Linked DNA regions of Homo sapiens: region 2 is linked to region 1. Evidence: chromatin loops called from intact Hi-C (ENCODE). Cell type or tissue: natural killer cell. All regions are shown on one strand. Links, peaks and the distances in the headings refer to the core of each region. The heading gives the core; the rest is flanking DNA. Region 1 overlaps INPP5A (inositol polyphosphate-5-phosphatase A). Region 2 overlaps INPP5A (inositol polyphosphate-5-phosphatase A).

Region 1 (5,367 bases), core at 131-5,130:
AGCTTGTACCCTGTGCCTGGAAAAGCCACAGGCATTCAACTCCAACCCATGAGAGCAGTCCTGGGGGCTGAACCCTGCAAAGCCACAGGGGCAGAGCTGGTCAAGGCCATAGAAGCCCACCCCTTGAGCCTGTGTGCCCTGAGTGTGGGACATAGACTCTGAGGAGATGATTTTGGAGCTTTAAGATTTAATAGCCGCCCTACTGGGTTTCAAACTCGCCTGGGGGCTATAGCCCATTTCTTTTGGCTTATTTCTCCCTTTTGAAGCAGAAATGTTTACCCAATACCTATATCCCCATTGTATCTTGGGAGAAAATAACTTGTTTTTGATTTTGCAGGTTCATAGGTGGAAAGGACATGCCTTGTCTCAGAGAAGTCATCAGACATGGGACTTCTGAGGTGAGTCAAGACTTTGGGGGGACTATTGAGAAGGGATGATTGTATTTTGAAATGTGAGAAGAACATGAGATCTGGGAGGGGCTGGGGCAGAATGATACAGTTTGTATATTTGTCCCCGGCCAAATCTCATGTTGAAATGTGTCCCCAGTGTTAGAGGAGGAACCTGGTGGGAGGTGTTTGGATCATGGGGGCAGATGCCTCCTGAATGGACTGGGCCATCCCCTTGGTGATAAGTGAGTTCTTACTCTTGAGTTCACATGAGGTCTGGTCATTTGAAGGTGTGTGCACTTCATCCCCACTCGCTCTCTCTTGCTCTGGCTTTCACTGTGTGGCATGGCTACTCCCCCTTTGCCTTCTGCCTGACTGAAAATTCCATGAGGCCTCCAAGGGCTGAGCAGGTGCCAGCACTAAGCTTCCTGCACATCCTGCGAACCGTGAGCGAATTAAACCTCTTTCCCTCATAAATTACCCAGTCTCGGGTATTTCTTTACAGCAAAGCAAGAATGGCCTAATACACTCTTCTTCCATGTTAGCTGGAAACAGACACTGCCTATCACATCATTCTTAAAATTACCATCAGGAAAAACTGTGAAAGACTTTAAAATGAGCAATAATGAGAGTGCCTCCATTTAGCTCACCTATTTGGGTTATCTCTACCTTTAGTTGTCTCTGAGCTATGTTGCAACTCTGTGAGTTTAAAAGCTGATGATGATGGAAATGATTCTTGACCACAGAAATGCACAATGTCCAGCAGATGTGATGGATCATGACCCTGTGGACAGTGCCAGCCTTGCATCCGTGAAGCACACTCATGTCAGTACTGCTGATGGGAGAAGCTATTTGCCTACATTCTGGATTCTTCCCTGAACCAGTTCTACATCTTACTGGGTCTCTCCCTGATAAATAAACAACATTTATTATCTCAATTTAAAACTCTATTTTTAAAATAGGTATTTAAAGTGAATAAGTACCTATTCATTTTATATTTGCATGACAGACAACATTATATCCTGTTTTAAAATTTATCCTCATTCCCACAAGCAAACTTTAAACTACCTCAAGGTCCAACAGAAAAACAACTTTAAAAAATTAAGGCCTAACTATATCATAAAATATTCTGAAGCTATTAAGATAGACAGCATATATTAATTCACATAGAAAGATTTCCCAGCTTACAAAAAAGGCAGAGAGAGTAAGCTGTACGCACATGTGTCTGCTGCCCACTTGTGGATGACCCACTTGTGGACTGCACACCTGCCCACAGCCACGCAGGCAAACACATATGATGGGGTGTGCATCATGCTGGAGGCAAAACTGGGGAAGGAAAGAATGTTTATCCTTTTCTGCTTTGATCAGTATCCTCAGACTTCTGTGTGGCAGGCAGTTGCTCCACACACGCCACGTGCCAGACGCAGTCAGGTGCTCGGTGAAGCAATGCACAGATAGCCAGAAGCTTCCACTCCATGTACTGTCTTTGTCAACAGGAAGAAGGTCACAATGGATGTCCTGGCTACCTCACCTGCAGTCTGAGGATTCAAGATCTGCACTGGCCACACGAGCAGGTAACAGCCGCTCCTCCACACCCTTCAGGTGTGGCTCACAGGAGACCTTCCCTCTGGGAAAGGGGTCCTCCACCGCCTCTCACCCAGGCAGTGAGCGTGTGTGAGTGTGAGCATGCCCACGGCCGGTGGACATCCCTTCCTCTCGTCCCTGCAGTCACCGGAGGGAAAGCTTCTTGTCCTTAGATCAGACCAGGAGGCAGAAGGGCCCTGAGAGAGCCACAGGGTGGCTTTGCCCCAAGCCACACTGCACAGGAGCTCTGAAGGGCGGGGACTGTCTGCTGAGCTGCCTGCAAAGAGCCAGAGCCCAGGGCCAAGCAGGGTCTGTCCTGGCTCTGCCTCAGCCTGTGGCTTCGTGGCTCCCCACCTCAGCTCGTCACTGGGAGACCAAGAATCAATACAGCCACCAACCAGGGCGCGGTGTTTGAGGAGTCACCAGATGATGGAGGGAGAGAGAGCCTGCAGAATCTTCCTACAGGTGAAGGCTGCGGGGCTGGGCTGGGACATGATGCCGAAGCTGCAGAAGCGGCCTGCATCTGACCCCAGGGAGCAGACAGACCCAGGCTGCTTCGAAGGACCTCAGGCGGCCTCTCCCCACCAGCGCAGCAAAGCAACTGGCCAGCACGATGGCTCCACAACCCCCAAACATCCTCACTCCCAGAACAGACTGCCCAGGAGCTCCTGCAGCGTGAAGCTGGCCTTCCTCCCTGCTGCATGGTGCCACTCGCCACTGGCCAGAGCTACAGGAGATCCAGGACCCCATATCCCCCACGCCACGTCCCCCATCACCACATGACACATCGCCATGTCACCATGTCCCCCACACTGCATCCTCCACGCCACATTACCACACCACCTCCATCACCACCACACCCTACCCTGTCACCATGTCCCATGTCACTACCATGTCCCATGTCACCACTGCAACCCCAAAACCACATCCCATGTCACCACCCCATCCCCTATCACCAACACACACTATGTCACCACCACGTCCCATACACCATGTCCCATGTGACCACAGCATCCCACACACACCACATCCATCAGCACCACATTCTACACCACCACCACATCCTGCGTCACCACCATGTTCCCAATACCACATATCCCACACCACGCCCACGGCGTCCCCGCACGCCACATACCTCACACCACGCCCACGGCGTCCCCGCACGCCACGTGCCCCACACCACGCCCACGGCGTCCCTGCACGCCACATGCCCCACACTGCACATCTGCCACTGTGGTCCTCCCTTGGATGCTTGTTCACAACCAACAAAGCACAGGCACCTCCCACTGCAGCTGCCTCCCACGCCACCCTGTGGTTCTTTCAGGGCCCGTCTGCCTCCCGGTCTGACTTAAGGACAAGAAGCTTCCCCTCCAGTGGCTGCAAGGACAGGAGGAAGGCATGTCCACTGGCCATGGGCATCCTCACGCTCACACACATGCTCCTAAAACGACGCACACGACCATCCCTCACCGCTCCCCACAGGACCCGGAACCGGCAGCTACAGAGGGTGAAGCCCATCACCACTAAGAGGGGAGGCCCCTGTTCCCCAGGCCCAGGGCCTCAGGTGCCAGGCCCACCAGGCCATGAAGGTCGCAGCCTCTCAGCTGAGAGGCTCAGCTGCACAGCTTTGTTTATCCCAGCCGCCCAGAGCGGCAGACACCCCCTTGCCCCAGCCTGGGGCCTCCCAGCCCCTCAGTCTCCAACCAGCTCCTCCACCAACCCAGTGCCTACACTCCACTGACCCAGGGCCCACTCTGTCCTCAAAGCCCGCCCCTTCTCCTGGGTCTTCTTAGCTTCAAGCAAGGGTGCCCACCTCAGTCCCAGCTGCCCACTCTCCAGCAGGGCCAGTTCCTACCCCAAAGACGGGGCCCTCAAGCAAAGGGGCCTGCCCAGCTGCTTCACCAGGGGCAGAAATGCAGCCGCAAAGCTGTGTGTCGAATGCAGGCTGGGTCCCACCCCTTCGGTCAAACCAAGCGCAGTGAACTTCCAGGTTCCGAGAGTTCAGGAGCCTCCCCGCACCCAGCAGCCACTTCCTCCAACTCCACTGAGCAGCGGCCACGGGCCTTCACCCCAGATGCCTGGGGGTTTAGAAGGAAACTCGGTGGGCCAGAAAAGTCACGTGTGAAAGCCACACAGAAGTCTTCCTCATACAGCATCCCATGTGCTTCCAGGGTGCACATTTTTTAAAGGCTAAAACCAGCAGTTGCATCCTGAGCTGGTTCCGGACGCCACACTTGGAAGACAGGCAAGGAGTATGGGAAGCTTCTGAGATGAAGCCCTCCATTGTGGCCCACGGGCTGCGGGCCGCCACGAGACAGTGCTGGGAATTCAGAGCAACTCGAGACGTGGATCGGGCCACTGTGGGGACAGAGGGCAGCAGCTCCAGGCCCAGACTCGGGGCTCCCTCTTGCCCCACGCACCATCCCTCCATCTGAGTGCAGCCTGGCATCCCCCAGCAAGCGTTCTTATCGGGTCCTCCACACTGACCCAACGCTGGACGCGTCACGGGAAGGCGTTCTCTTCACTCAGGCTGCGGCAACAAAACACCGCAGCCTGCGGGGCCTACGCCACAGACGTGTGCTCCACAGGGCACCTGAAGCTGGGAGGATAAGAGCGAGGCCAGCCCATTCCACGAGGAGGGTCCACTCTTCACAGACGGCACCTTCTTGCCGTGTCCTTGTAGGATAGAAGGGGTGAGGCAGCACTCAGGCCTCTTCTTTCAGGGCACTGATTGCATTCATGGGGATGGAGTCCTCTCCTTGCGATCTCATCGGCCCCCAGAGCCAGGCCTCCTGAGGCCACCACCTTGGGGGCAGGATGTTAACACAGGAATGTGGGAGGGGCCATAAGCATTCTGAAGACAGCAGCGGGGGCTGGCTCCTGTGTTTGGGGCCTGAGCCCCTCCTGACATAGAGAAGATTCTGGAACCCCTGGTGATGAGTCTGTGAGTCTGATTCTCAGGAGAGAGGACGGAACCTGGACGGGTGGACAGGACAGCTGAGGAGGCCAGCACAGGGTGAGCCCAGGCTCTGCAGCTTTGTTTATCTATTTATTTTTTTGAGACAGGGTCTCACTCCATCACCCAGGCTGGAGTACAGTGGTGCAATCTCGGCTCACTGCAACCTCTGACCCCTGGGTTCAAGCGATTCTCCTGCCTCAGCCTCCCAAGTAGCTGAGATTACAGGCGCCCACCACCATGCCTGGCTAATTTTTTGTATTTGTAGTAAAGACGGGGTTTCATCATGTTGGCCAGGCTGGTCTCGAACTCCTGAGCTCAAGTGATCCACCCGCTTCGGCCTCCCAAAGTGCTGGGATTGCAGGCATGAGCCATCGTGCCGTCCAGGCTCTGCCTGGGGACTCAAGACTTGGGAAGGCGTGCCAAGCTCTCCAGTGCCAG
Region 2 (5,367 bases), core at 132-5,131, 62 kb after region 1:
CCCAGGTCCACTGGGAAGACAGGGACTAGAATTCTCGCAGCAGGAGGCGGGCACGCGGGACAGACTGAGGGAGCACAGGGCCTCACCTGGCTCTGTCCAGCCTGGCGTCACTCCCGCCATAAGCCGTGGCTGCCACACTCTGAACAGAGACCCAGGGTAAGATGCACACTTTAGGCTATGGCCCTCCCCGCCCAGGCCCAGAGGCATTCAACAGAAAACTATGGTAAGTACCTCCAGGACTCACCTCCCTGCAGCCCGAGACACTCGGGCCCCTTTTAACCCAAATATGGTCTGACCCCTCAAAATGACCTCACAACCTGTGGTTACACCCTAAGTCTGACAGACATCAATTCCATAGGCACCAGGTTCAAACCAGCACTCAATGACCCTCTGCACTTGCTGGCATCAACATCAACTCAGAAAAGAGGCAAGAAGAAAAAATTGACTCGGCCCTACACAAAAATGAGCAGCTGAACCAGCAGCTGAGAGCGGCCATTTTCTTCTGATTTCTACGCAGGTCTCTTGTTGGCATTAAGCAGTTGGGGAAACCCCCCTCGTGACTCTGCATGGGGGCTCCTCTGCAGCACGGTGACACTGCGCAGGTGTGGCACAGGCCAGGTGCCCGCGTGCTGCAGGAGGGCACTGCTGCAGGAGCCCACATCTGCCCGGCACTGAGCACTGTGACCCGTGGCCTAACCGGAACAAATCCCAGGCTCCATGGGAGTCACAGTGGCCCCGGGCGAGGGTGCCTCAGCCTGGACTCCATCCCTCATGTGAGACAGTCGGTCACAGCGGCAACAGACACCAAAGGATACCCCTCTGCAAGGGAAAACCTTCTCCCCAGAAAGCCGGGCCCGTCGGCCTTTAGGCGGAACTGACCAAATCTCCACTCAGACCTACCAAACCGGTGTCACAGCATACAAAAGAAACACACACACAAAGGCCACAACATGTGCGTACAATGAGACTCAGGAAGAAAACTTTCAGCCAAGAGTGCCACAGAAAGTGACCTCTCTACACCCATCAGTAAACACCGTCCTGAGAAGTCACAAGCCTAAGTCACTCAGCATCAGGGAGCACAATGACAGAAGTGTCTATTCCACAAACCCTACAGTCACTGCCTCATCAAATAACTTATCAGCAACCTAAATACAAGATCTGCAAGGGCTCCAAAGTTCTAAAATCAAAATCATAGAAAACCAAAAAAAAAAATCCCCAAAATGATAATACAAGTAACCAAGGCAATGCAAATTAAATTATAACAGATGCCATTTTACACATCTAATAGGTCACATTTTAAAGCCTGACCACAACAAAAGTTGTCAAGGATGTGGAATATCAGGGACTCTCCGACGGCCTGGTGGGAGTGTGTGATGAGCATGTGTGTGATGCACATGTGTGTGCCTATGTGGTATGCATGTATGTATATGTATGTTGTGCATGTGTATGGTGTGTACATATGCACCTGTGTAGTGCATGCTTGTACATGCATGTGTGTGCCTGTGGTGTGCAAGTGTGTGATGTGCATGTGTGTACAGAAACTTGGCACACTGGAGAGCAGCTTCCACCAGCCCCAACAGGTGCCCAGATATTCTGGCCCTGGTCCCCGTGGAGGTGCACGGAGAGGGCTCGCCGCATCAGCCCATGTGACAGCCGAACAGGAAACAGCCTCAGTGTCCACTGTGGGTCTGTGGATGCATTCTGGTGTGTTCACTCGGTGGAGCAAATTTCACAGCAGTTAAAATGCTGCATGACCTCACAATGCCTGCAGGACAAAGCCACAGGAGGACACAGGTGGCATAGTGACAGCCCCCGGAGCGTGCCATCAAGGAGGACCTATACATCTGGCAACTTCAGCACGGGGGCTGGGCCAGGCATCTGCACAAGGAAGGGAGCCCACAGGCTGGGACAGATGCCTGGGTGAAGGCGGCTCCTCCACTTCAGGGGCCGGGCAGCCCCCCGAGACACCAGGGCACGGCAGACCCCAACTCAGGTTCCACCCAAGTCTGGAACTGAATTTTCTCCATCAAAAGCACCAAGCGCTGAGCCAAGGTGAATTCCAGCAGGTGAGAGGCTGTTCATCCTCTTACGAAAAGGGGAAACGCGTGTTTTTCATCTGTGACGCAGATTCCTAATGCAGCAGCTGCCATAAAACGCTGAAGTCACCCCCTGGTCTGTCTGTGCAGACCACACGTGCTGAGGGCAACAAAACACCCTGCAGAGTGTGACAAGGTGTGTCAGTGTTGTGCCTGTCTGGGTCACTCTGCACGAAAACTAAACTAAAATTGTCAAGGTTATCAAAGTTCATAGACCATTTTTCTCCAAGACGCTAGGATACACTTGAACTCTCTCCCTGATAGGATAGAAGCCCCAAGTGTGTGCATTTGAGTTTGTGACCCACGGCTCTCAGGAGGCGAGTCAGGACGGCCCCACTGTCCAGAGGCTCCTGGTCACCCCGTGCACTTTGTGAGCACACACCAACGGCGCCAGGTCCCCTGAGTCACTTCAAGCTCCTCATCCTCCCAGCGTGGCCACGCCCCAGCCCAAGCCCCCCTTCTTCCCCTTCCGGCCAGGCAACTTATCAGAAGTTCAAAAAAACAGATAGGCCCCAGCAGCTCCACTGGGCCAGCGCCTGTAAAATGGGGTGAACGTACTCAGGGGACAACAGCCTCTCCTACGACATCTTCTCACTGGTCTCACAGAGGGATCAGGAGCGCCCTTCCCCAGCACGGTGAAGGAACAGGGGCCTGAGCACCATCACATATCACCACCCAGCCTGCAGCACCTGGTCCTGCCGCTTGCCATCCACACCCCCCCACCCCACCATGCCATCTATGCCACCCACTAACCACGCCAGCCACACCACCTATGTCACCCACAGCAGCCATGCCACCCACACTGCCCATGCTACCCACATCAATGCCAACCACGCCACCCATACCAATCATGCCACACACAATACCATGCCACCCATACTACCCACAGGGACCAACCACGCTACCCACATCAGTGCCAATCATGCCACCCACATGGACCATGCTACCCATGCCACCCACACCAACCATGCCACCCACACCATGCCACCCATACCACCCATGCTACCCACATCAATGCCAACCACACCACCCACATTGATCACACCACCCACACCGATCATGCCACACACAATACCACGCCACCCATACTACCCACAGGGACCAACCACGCTACCCACATCAGTGCCAACGACGCCACCCACACCAATCATGCCACACACAATACCACGCCACCCACATTGATCACACCAACCACAGCAATCATGCCACACACAATACCACGCCACCTATACTACCCACATGGACCAACCACGCTACCCACATCAGTGCTAATCATGCCACCCACATGGACCATGCTACCCATGCCACCCACACCAACCACGCCAACCACAACCCACAACACCCATGCCACCCACATCAACCGCACCAACCACGCAGCTTCCCAGGCAGGCTCAGCACCTATTTCCCGCCTCTCAGTAGCCTGAACAGCTGCCCCTTCCTTATTCTCCAGTTGGCTCTGATCCTCTGAAGCCCTCAGAACCCAGCCCCGCCACTTGCCCAGGAGACCCTCTGCGGTGTCCACCTGCACTGTGGACTCTGCGTGCCCTAAGCCACCCTCCAGCCACTGGACAAATCCCTCATCTCCTGCTGGAGCTCAGAAGCCAGGGAAGCCGGTGACCACAGCCGTGGAGCCAGGCAGCACAGTACACTACCCCTTTGCCCTGTGAGCACAACAGGCTAGTGAGGCCCTGAAAGTGACAACAGATATTCCAAATACTTCCTATCTGAATAAATATTTAACCAAGGCTCTGAGGAGGCGCCCTCGAATCCTCCCTCCCTATCCCACTCAATATTCCACCAAGGCTCTGAGAAGGTGTTCACCAGTCCTCCCTCCCTGTCCTACTCAATATGCCACCAAGGCTCTGAGAAGGCGTTCACCAATCCTCTCTCCCTATCCCACTCAATATTCCACCAAGGCTCTGAGAAGGTGTTCACCAATCCTCCCTCCCTATCCTACCCAATATTCCACCAAGGCTCTGAGAAGGCGTTCACCAATCCTCCCTCCCTATCCTACCCAATATGCCACCAAGGCTCTGAGAAGGCATTCACCAATCCTCCCTCCCTATCCTACCCAATATTCCACCAAGGCTCTGAGAAGGCGTTCACCAATCCTCCCTCCCTATCCTACTCAATATTCCACACCAAGGCTCTGAGAAGGCGTTCACCAATCCTCCCTCCCTATCCCACTCAATATTCCACACCAAGGCTCTGAGAAGGCATTCACCAATCCTCCCTCCCTATCCTACTCAATATTCCACACCAAGGCTCTGAGAAGGCATTCACCAATCCTCCCTCCCTATCCCACTCAATATTCCACATCAAGGCTCTGAGAAGGCGTTCACCAATCCTCCCTCCCTATCCCACTCAATATTCCACACCAAGGCTCTGAGAAGGTGTTCACCAGTCCTCCCTCCCTATCCTACTCAATATTCCACCAAGGCTCTGAGAAGGCGTTCACCAGTCCTCCCTCCCTATCCTACTCAATATTCCACCAAGGCTCTGAGAAGGCGTTCACCAGTCCTCCCTCCCTATCCCACTCAATATGCCACCAAGGCTCTGAGAAGGCGTTCACCAATCCTCCCTCCCTATCCTACCCAATATTCCACCAAGGCTCTGAGAAGGCGTTCACCAATCCTCCCTCCCTATCCTACCCAATATTCCACCAAGGCTCTGAGAAGGCGTTCACCAATCCTCCCTCCCTATCCTACCCAATATGCCACCAAGGCTCTGAGAAGGCGTTCACCAATCCTCCCTCCCTATCCTACCCAATATTCCACCAAGGCTCTGAGAAGGCGTTCACCAGTCCTCCCTCCCTGTCCTACTCAATATTCCACCAAGGCTCTGAGAAGGCGTTCACCAATCCTCCCTCCCTATCCTACCCAATATTCCACACCAAGGCTCTGAGAAGGCGTTCACCAATCCTCCCTCCCTATCCTACCCAATATTCCACCAAGGCTCTGAGAAGGCGTTCACCAATCCTCCCTCCCTATCCTACCCAATATGCCACCAAGGCTCTGAGAAGGCGTTCACCAGTCCTCCCTCCCTGTCCTACTCAATATGCCACCAAGGCTCTGAGAAGGCGTTCACCAGTCCTCCCTCCCTATCCTACCCAATATTCCCCCAAGGCTCTGAGAAGGCGTTCACCAATCCTCCCTCCCTATCCTACCCAATATGCCACCAAGGCTCTGAGAAGGCGTTCACCAATCCTCCCTCCCTATCCTACTCAATATTCCACCAAGGCTCTGAGAAGGTGTTCACCAATCCTCCCTTC

The links. Hi-C counts contacts between places; a loop is a spot of excess contacts. Peaks named below come from ENCODE experiments on the same cell type or tissue, not always from the same donor. Only the 100,000 strongest peaks of a DNase experiment are listed, where the experiment ranks them.
Region 2: it touches region 1 in a loop (2.8-fold over the local background); 7 of 110 quality-filtered maps call a loop at or near these places.

Annotation. Positions count from the first base shown.
Region 1 is chr10:132,614,129-132,619,495 of GRCh38, reverse strand. All of the region lies in intron 2 of INPP5A (inositol polyphosphate-5-phosphatase A), which reads right to left. Among named protein-coding and RNA genes, the nearest start is that of INPP5A, 79 kb to the right of the region's middle. In natural killer cell, for the core only: no CTCF peak of the experiment used is centred there; a DNase peak (open chromatin) is centred at 3,025; H3K27ac peaks cover 1,104 bases.
Region 2 is chr10:132,552,622-132,557,988 of GRCh38, reverse strand. All of the region lies in intron 1 of INPP5A (inositol polyphosphate-5-phosphatase A), which reads right to left. Among named protein-coding and RNA genes, the nearest start is that of INPP5A, 18 kb to the right of the region's middle. RefSeq lists an enhancer at 2,174-2,674. In natural killer cell, for the core only: no CTCF peak of the experiment used is centred there; DNase peaks (open chromatin) are centred at 1,358, 2,138 and 2,538; H3K4me3 peaks cover 306 bases; H3K27ac peaks cover 1,819 bases.